Regions from separate parts of the Homo sapiens genome. Here region 1 is linked to region 2. Evidence: read pairs that join two places in POLR2A ChIA-PET (ENCODE). Cell type or tissue: HepG2. All regions are shown on one strand. Each heading gives the region's core, and the rest is flanking DNA. Links, peaks and the distances in the headings are about the cores only. Region 1 overlaps RUNX3 (RUNX family transcription factor 3). Region 2 has its middle 64 kb from the start of SYF2.

Region 1 (4,330 bases), core at 28-4,027, 250 kb after region 2:
GGCCCACCCCTCTCTTTCTCAGAAATGTGACCCTTTGTAGTTTAGAAGACCTTTTAGCAGTCACTATTGAATGGGATCTTGATGACAGCAGAGCCAGAGGGGTCACCCAAGTTCCAGTGAGGAGAGAATCCAGGCCTGAGGGAGTTGGGTACCTGAATAGGACCTAATGCTGTGCAAGGAGCAGGAAGGCGCCCCAGGCTTCAGTCTTCCCAGAGGCAAGATTCTAGGCTGAGCAGGCCTGGGGCAGGAGGCCTGGGGCAGGAGGCCTAGCCCTGGGCTGGCCCCTCCCTTCTTGGGAGTCAGCTGGGCCTGACACCCCATCATCCAATTCCTGGGCCCATCCCAGCATCTGGCCACTTGGGAAAGGCTTGGAGCTGAGTCCAGCAGCCCTGGAAGAGTTTCCCTCCAGGGCTCTCAGGGTCACCTCTGCCAGCCCTGAGCCCCGGCACGCATCCTCAGGCCTGCACCGTCAGCTCCCAGCCAGCACTTGCCCTGGCCACACTCCTGCTGGTTCCCTCCTGCTGAGATCAGACATAGACCAGCCCATGCCCTTGGCCTTGGGCTTCATGACCCTAGGCAAGTCATGTCTTCTTTGTGGCCTCAGTTTTGTCATCTGAGAACTGGATCAGTGACTCCAGGAGTCTCAAGGTGGTGATGGCTGGGAAGCCCTCATGAGCCATAGACCACCATGGTGTAGAGAGCAGTTTCCAAGCCAGCCTTCCTGGCTGTGGGTCCTTGGGCTAGTCATCTCCGTGCCTCAGTTTCCTGAACTGAAAAATGATATTCGCACAAGCAGCTACCTCATGATGCTATTGCGAGGAAACAGTGGCTTAATCTATAGAAAGCACTTAGCGGTGGGGGTTAGCAAGGGATCCGTCACTTTAGCCAGGGCTGTTATCTGCAGTGTGACCTAGGGCAAGTCACTGACCTCTCTGGGCCTCAGCTCCCTCCTCCATGAAGTGTGATGATGCCACCCACCCTGCGGACCTGGAGATCAGGGGCGACATGTGGACAGCACGTGGCCGTAGCACAGAGGGGTCCCATGAGTCACTGGGTCCGCAGCGTTTTGTCGTCCTCAGTACCCAGCCCCCTTCCTGCACTCCCACCACCACCATTAGTCAACGGTGAGCTCTCTCATGGGCAGCAGCTGGGTGGCTGCCTTGGTAATAGAGGTGCAGGTATCAAGTCTCCATTGAAGGAGGTGGCAGCCCTGCCCTATGTCTCCAGGGGCAGGGTCAGCATGGACAGGAGCCTCAGTTGGGCTCTGGGTGGGGATGCGGCACTCAGAAGCCACTCCAGAAAGAGGGGAGCCACTCCAGAAAGAGGGAGGCACGGGACGGGGTCTTGACGCTTGGTGGGAAGATCCAAGGGACCGGGCAAGGTTGGCCCCTCTGAGAGCCCTCCATGCTCAGCCCAGCCCACCCCAGAGCCGCCCACTCTGCCCTGCTGGGACCCCTGGATGAGCATGGAGACTCAGCCCTGCCTGTGGGAGATTCCAGCAGAATCCCCTGCCTGCTCTTCCCTGCCTGGGTCTCCCAGACCTGAGATGGCCCCTTCTGGGGTGAGCTGGAAGGTAAATGCGTGGCTCAGGACGAGGCAACAAGAGGGAGGGACAGAGGCTGGGCCTGGAGACCCACGGCGTCAGAAGCCAGGCTTGCTGCACCACCTGAGACAGGTGACCTCCCTCTCTGGGCCCCGGCAGCGGCTGGATCAGTGGTTTTATTTACAGAACAGAGCAGAGATGGAGTCGGGGGGCAGTCTACTAGGTCCCCCATCCTTAGGACCTGCCTGTTCCTGTCCCTGGCATATCCTGGCCCTGAGATCAGGTCCCCCCCCATACCCTGGGTTGCAGCCCCACTCCTTTGTCTTTGGCCCTGGACAAATCCTTGGCCTTTCGGGTCCTCAGCGTCCCCATCTGTAAGAGTGAAGGGACCAGCTCAGCGGCTCCTGGTCACTGAGCAACCCCCTCCCTTGCGTCAGGCCCTGTGCAAAGTCCCCAGTAACTGATCTCTTGGGCAACCCCAGGAGAGGATAGAGGCCAGGGCGCAAAACCTTTTGCCCAAGGTGACTGTCAGCACACCCTGGGGGCTCCGACCCGGGGGCTGCGGGAAGTGAGGGCCACTTGGAAGGGCCTTTTCACCTCAGTGTGCTCAGCTGTCAAATGGATGGTATTGGTGTCTGCCTAGGGGAGTCGCTGTGAAGGTTGACTGAGTTTACCGGGGCCTGGCCCCAGGAAGTGCCCCCACAACCTTCACAGGTTGTTACAGGCCTTTTGTGCTCCTGGACTTCCTTTCCCGGCTTTTTTCCTGTTTTGCCACCTCCGACCCTCTGAAATCTGAGCCCGCTGTGGGGTGAAGTGGGAGTAGGGGCTGGTCCTGGGAGCCAAGGACTGGGAATCTGTAGATCCCTGAGGCCGGCTGTGGGTTCTGTGGCCGGGTCGTTCCCCTCTGGTGCCCTGCAGAGCGTGCCCGGCCTGCAGCCAGGTGGCCAGCTGGGTTTGAAGGCTGGCTTGGTGGCTTCCTGCCTGTGTGGCCTCGGTTTCTGAGGTTCTCAGTGCTGGTGTCCCTCAGAGTCACTGGGGGCTGGTTAAGAAGCAGGTTGCTGAGCCAGGTCCAGGATCCCAGCAGGAGGGGCGGTGACACCTGGCAAGTCTGGCATGGACCACGGTGGGGGAAAGGCCCTCACGCCCCCCTAGCCTGTGCCCGTTACCCCCTGCCCTCCCTCCCACATCCTGCTCTGGCCACCCTGGTATCCTGGCTGGTCTTTGAACTTGCCAGGGACACTCCTGCCTCGGGGGCCTTTGCACTGCTCTTTTTTCTATCTGGAACACTCCTCCCCGGACACCCCCAGATGCATGGCACACTCCTTCACACCCTAAAGCCTCTGCACTTCTCAGCAGCCCGCCTGTTTCAAGTGGCACACACACAGCCTTCCTCACCTCTCCCCCTTTTCCTTCCTGGCTTTAAGGTTACCCCGAGCACTTACCACTACCACCTTCTAAGGTGCTATCTAGTCCGATAGTTTGTTTCATTTGTTATTCATTTCTCCCATTTTGTTTTGTTTTGTTTTTTGAGATGGAGTCTTGCTCTGTTGCCCAGGCTGGAGTGCAGTGGCAAGATCTCGGCTCACAGCAACCTCCGCCTCCCAGGTTCAGGAGATTCTCTTGCCTCAGCCTCCCTAGGAGCTGGGATTACAGGCACACGCCACCACACCCAGCTAATTTTTGTATTTTTAATAGAGACAGGGTTTCACCATGTTGGCCAGGCTAGTCTTGAACTCCCGACCTCAAGTGATCCGCCCACCTCAGCCTCCCAAAGTGCTGGGACTACAGGCGTGAGCCACCGCACCCGGCCCCCTGTTGTTTATGCTCTACAAGGGCAGAGTTCTTTGCTCTGGTTTGCCAGGCCCTGGTATAGCTAGACCCTGAGAATGTGGGCAGGAGCCCTTCACAGCTGCTCCATAAATCGTTGATGAATAAGCAAATGATTCATTAATGTCATTTCGGGTAGTAGGAAGTCCTATGAAGAAAAACAAAGCTGGGAGAAGGAGTGGAGCGTGCAAGGGATGGAACAAGGGATGGGGCGGGGAGGCCTCCTGAAGAGGTGACCTTTGAGCAGGGGCCTGAAGTGAGCAGCCAGCAGAGTGTGGCTGCCGAGGGTTTGGCGTGGGCAGGAGAAGTGACCCTGAGCCCGCAGTTGGGCCTTTGAAGGCCTTAGAGTTTCTGTAGTTTCTTCCTGGGCTGAGGAGAGGCAGCTGCTCCAGGTCCCTGGCTCCCAAGATCCCCACAACCCCCAGGAGTGTCTCCTGCGCTAGGGGCAGGGCTAGCGGAGTCTGCCCAGCAGGAGGGAAGGGGTTAACCACAGACCTCCTGGGTTCTCCTAATCAACCCCAGGCCTCTGGAAGCCCCACTTGCAGCCCTGGGAGGGAACCGCTCGCCTCCCTGCCCGCTGGCCCCCGGCCAGCCCGTTTCCCTGCCCAGCCACCGACCCGGCTTTCATCTGCTCACAGGGGGCCGATTCACAGCAGACCACCCCAGGCCCGGCACCCGCCTGCGATTCCGCGAGGCTGTTAAGAGTCGGGTGTAAATCTCCTGACAGGCCGCAGAGCCGGCCTCGGGCCCGGCGCCCCACCCTGCTGCTGGGTAGACAGTGGCTGCTGTGTCTGGGTCACAGCCGCACCAGGCGGCCAAGAAGGCTGCCGAGTGGCTTCAGATGGGTGACGGGCCTGGTCATTGGAGCCCACACTGTCCCCAGCAGACGATGCTGTTCCTGTGGCCCTGCCCGACTCTGCTTTTCCCAAGAGGCTGAACACTGAGCTGGCCTCTTGCCAG
Region 2 (4,382 bases), core at 96-4,095:
GAGACAGGGTCTCTCTCTGTTGCCCAGGCTGGAGTGCAGTGGGACTACTGTGGCTCACTGCAGTCTTCTCAGTCTCAAGCAATCCTCCATCTTAGCCTCCCAGGTATCTGGGACCATAGGTGCATGCCACTACACCTGGCTAATTTTTAAATTTATTTTTTATAGAGGCAGGATCTTGCTCTGTTGCGCAGGCTGGTTTCGAACTCCTGGCCTCAAGCGATCCTCCAGCCTCAGGCTTCCAAAGTGCTGGGATTACAGGTATGAGCCACCCGCCCAGCCAAAGAATGAATAATTTAATACAGAAAGTGTTTAGAACAGCACGTGGCATGCAGCATGTCTTACACGTGCTAGCTAATATGCAGACGTGGAACCAGCGAGTCTTGCTAGCAGTTAAATGGGATAGAGAAAGAGGGTCAAAGATGGTTTCAAAGTTTTAGATCTAATATCTGGAGGAATCATGGAGGTGAATTTTAGATGAGTTTGAGATGCCTATTGTCACATAGGTGGAGGTGCTCAGGAGTTCGGTGTACCAGTTAGCGGCTCACGGCGGAGGCTGAACACCAACAGGGAGATGTTACTTTGCTCACTTGAACCTGCAGAATCCTTAGTTCACTAAGTTGTATTGTGTTTCACCTGTCGTGTATTTGGTCTCATAAACAGTAGTCTCTTTAGTTAGCAGGAAATCTCCTCACTCTCTAGGCCTAGCTTTCTCCCTTAGGCCTGGGGCTTCTAGAAGATTCCAATGCAAACACAGTACAAGGCCAGGATTCGAGGACAGGCTGCCCATGGTCTGGCAGGAGTAACGCTCTTCTTAGGGAGTCACAGGGCGGGGCTTGTCCTTGTTGGGAGAGGCAAGAGACAGGCCTTCCTTCTGGGGCCTCTATTCTATGCTTTTTGGAGGTCTGAGTCTCTGAGCCTTGTTGTGATTCCTGGAGCACCAGCTCCATAGGGAGCTGGACTTACTTTTCCAACAGCTGGTCCCTGGATGCCCAAAGGACAATCTTCCTTCCCTCCCTCTCTCCTTCCTTCCTTCCTTTTCTCCTCCTTCTCTTCTTTTCTGTTAGCCTTAAAAGAAGATAATAACTAACCAATTTTTATGTATATGTATGTGTGTATGTATATCTGCCTCTATCATCTTTCTATCTATATCACCATCATCCATCCATCCATCCATCCATCCATCCATCCATCCATCCAACCATCCAACCATCTCTATCTACCTATCTATTCCTTTCAGGAGGATTTTGGGGATAAAATACATTCACGGGGACTTCGTTTTGAAGGGGCCTTCAATTTCATGGAATCCAGACTCTTCATTTTACTGCTCAGAGAGCAAAGTGACTTTCCCAGAGTAACACATGTCTCCTGTGGCAGAGTAGGGATTAGCCCCCAGGTCTCCCGAATCCCCTCACCCGTCCTGCGGCTCTGATTGCATTCAGTCACCACACAGCTGGCAAGCCTTGGGGTGAGGCTGGAGGTCTCCCTGCAAGGATCCTCTCTGAGGCCTGGGGCAGCCTGCCATATCTGGGGCTACCCCTAAGGGGCCCTGCTGAGGCAGCGCTCCTTTTGCGGGGGGCGTTAGCTGCAGGGAGTCTGTTCCTGCAGACCCCTGATTCGGTGACAGATGAATAAAGTACACTGGCACACAGATATTCTGCTCTGCCGGTCCAGCTGAGGGTCCACTTACAGGCTCCAAGCTGAGTTCTGTAAACAGTTGAGACTCGGCCCTGATCAGCTAGTGAGGCTCGCATTTATTCAGCAACACTAATTAACAAAAGTTGCAAGTAAACACCACTAGAGGGTAAAGATTAAAGGCCAGTTTCTGAGGCCTAAAGCAAACACCGTTTGTGAGTAATACACTTTTGCAGACCTCCCTGAGTAGGAGGCAGTAAAGTACCCGGTAGGACAAAGGTCAGTCTAAAGCCCATATAAATAAACAGGTTAGTAAGATAGACTTCCCACATTCCTTTGTACTTGCACCTTAATCTTTCTGGCTCCTGCAAAGAGACCCTGGCTGCCTTCAGCCAAGCAATCTGAAGCTATGCAAACTCTCAGGTCTTCCAAGATAGTTTTTGGCTATTACTGTAACTATCTTTAATATTTTTCCCACCAGCCTGATTGAACCCCAACACCCTGCCCGCTGCTGCCCTCACCTCCTAGTGTTTCAGTCCAGGCCACCTGGCGTAGGTGAGTTTGCTGTTAGGTGACACCTCTCCAGTGGGTTTTTTCTAGGGCATCAGGGTAAGAAGAGCTACCATTTGTTGAATATTTACCATGCACCACACACTGCACTTGGCACCCTTGAGGGGTCAAGGTCAGGGAGGTCATTGACTACCCAGAGATCCCAGCTACTAAGTGGTGCAGGTGGGAGGTCTAGCCCTTGTGTCTTCATTAGTCCGTCTGCAGCTGCTGGTGTGGAAACCACCTTGTACTCCCGGGAAACACACTGGGCAGGGGACCTGAGAGCCTCGGCTCTCTAGCTAGCTCTGTGACCTTGGTACGCTCTGATTTGATTTTCTCATCTGCCGTGAGCCTCTCAGTTCCAGCCCTGCCTTCACGTGCTGTGCTGCAAATGGTAAAGTGCTGTGCTCCCTGGAGATGATGCTGTCCCTCGACTTGGCTCTTGTCCTGGTGGTCATTCTGTTCAGCCGGTGCTGGCCACATACTGCTAGTATCCTGCCTCCATCTACCTCCTCATCTGCCAGGGATGAAATGTACCACACGAGAGCTCCCTCTGGGACCAGGGATGGGCTGTGTTCTCCTGCCGCTGCAGCTTTGATTTCTTTCCTCTTTGATGTGGGGGCTGGAGGATGGGGCGAGGATCCTGCTCTGTGGAGCCACACAATACTGCCTTTGTGAACCCTGCCTCAGGGCATCTGCCCACAGAAACCTGCCCGCTCAGAGCTGCCTCTTGGGGAAAAGCAGCCTTCGGAAGAAGGGGAACAATGAACTTGTCATGTCGAGGAGCCAGCAGAGCCCGGGCCAGGGCTGGTACTGGGTGATTTAGGAGGCAGACTCTGGGGCCCTGTTAGCACTTCAGAAAGACATGGCATTAGGCTGGCAGGGATGGGAGCCTCTGGAATGTGTGGGAAGGGTGTGGTCTTCTGTGGCTCCAGGATCGAGTCCCCACCTACTTCTCTCATCCTGTGCCACCTTGTCCCTTGGCCCCACTCTCCAGCCCACAGTGGCGGCACTTCATCCTGCCTCAGGGCCTTGGTGCCTATAGGGCCTTTTCTTGAGATTTTAATCTTTCAAATATGCAGAAAATTACAGAACATAATTATCCATATACATCTGGGTGCCTATATCTGGGCAGATATGAACCTTTTGTCACTTTTGCTTCAGAATACTGCTTTTTAAATTATTTTTGTTCAAAATTCACAGTGTAGAAAAGGATATGCCACGTCCTCCCTCCATGGACCTGCAAGCACCTAGTCCCTCTCAGAGGCCTCTGATGCCATCGTTCTAGAGTGCGCTTTCTGAGATATTCTGTGCATACTTCCTCCCTCCCTCCCTCCCTCCCTTCCCTCCTTCCTTCCTCCCTCCCTCCCTCCCTCCCTTCCGTCCTTCCTTCCTCCCTCCCTCCCTCCCTCCCTTCCCTCCTTCCTTCCTTCCTTCCTTTCTTCCTTCCTTCCTTCCTTCCTTCCTTCCTTCCTTCCTTCCTCCCTCCCTCCCTCCCTCCCTCCCTCCCTCCCTCCTTCCTTCCTTCCTTCCTTCCTTCCTTCCTTCCTTCCTTCCTTCCGTCTTCCTTCCATCATCTATTTGTGTCAGTATGGACACGTGGTATTTATTTTGTACTTTGGGTTGTAATCTAAAAGTTTATAGGGACTTTTTTTTTTTTTTTTTTGAGACGGAGTCTTGCTCTGTTGCCCAGGCTGGAGTGCAGTGGCGCGATCTCTTCTCACTGCAAGCTCCGCCTCCCGGGTTTATGCCATTCTCCAGCCTCAGCCTCCCGAGTAGCTGGGACTACAGGTGCCCACCACCACGCCCAGTAAAATTTTTTTTTTTGTATTTTTAGTAGAGACAGGGTTTCACTGTGTTAGCCAGGATGGTCTCGATCTATAGGGACTTTTTAATATAGGGAGTAGATTAAGTCAGGGAAGGAACTGGTAGTTTGTTTTTTTAAAATTAAGGTAAAATTCACAGAATATAGAGTTAACCAATTTAAAGTGGACAATTCAGTGGGATTTAGTCCATTTATGGTGTTATGCAACTACTGCTTTCGCCTAGTACCAGGACGTTTTCATCATCCCATTAGGCAGTTACTACTCATTCTTCCTCTCCACCACCCCTTTCCCCCACAATCTGCTTTCTGTCTCTGTGAATTTGCCTATTCCAGATATTTCATGTAAATGAAACCATACAATATGTGACATTTTGTG

The links. ChIA-PET counts read pairs that join two places held together with the same protein. Peaks named below come from ENCODE experiments on the same cell type or tissue, not always from the same donor. Only the 100,000 strongest peaks of a DNase experiment are listed, where the experiment ranks them.
Region 1: POLR2A ChIA-PET joins it to region 2 with 8 read pairs; 1 of 35 experiments calls an interaction of 5 or more read pairs at or near these places.

What each region holds. Positions count from the first base shown.
Region 1 is chr1:24,914,165-24,918,494 of GRCh38, reverse strand. All of the region lies in intron 3 of RUNX3 (RUNX family transcription factor 3), which reads left to right. Among named protein-coding and RNA genes, the nearest start is that of MIR6731, 3.1 kb to the left of the region's middle. RefSeq lists an enhancer at 3,500-4,015. In HepG2, for the core only: no CTCF peak of the experiment used is centred there; DNase peaks (open chromatin) are centred at 2,004, 2,284 and 3,564; H3K4me3 peaks cover 1,615 bases.
Region 2 is chr1:25,166,118-25,170,499 of GRCh38, reverse strand. No RefSeq gene overlaps it. Among named protein-coding and RNA genes, the nearest start is that of SYF2, 64 kb to the left of the region's middle. RefSeq lists an enhancer at 1,529-2,029. In HepG2, for the core only: CTCF peaks have their summits at 1,543 and 2,744; DNase peaks (open chromatin) are centred at 1,839 and 2,809; H3K4me3 peaks cover 1,110 bases.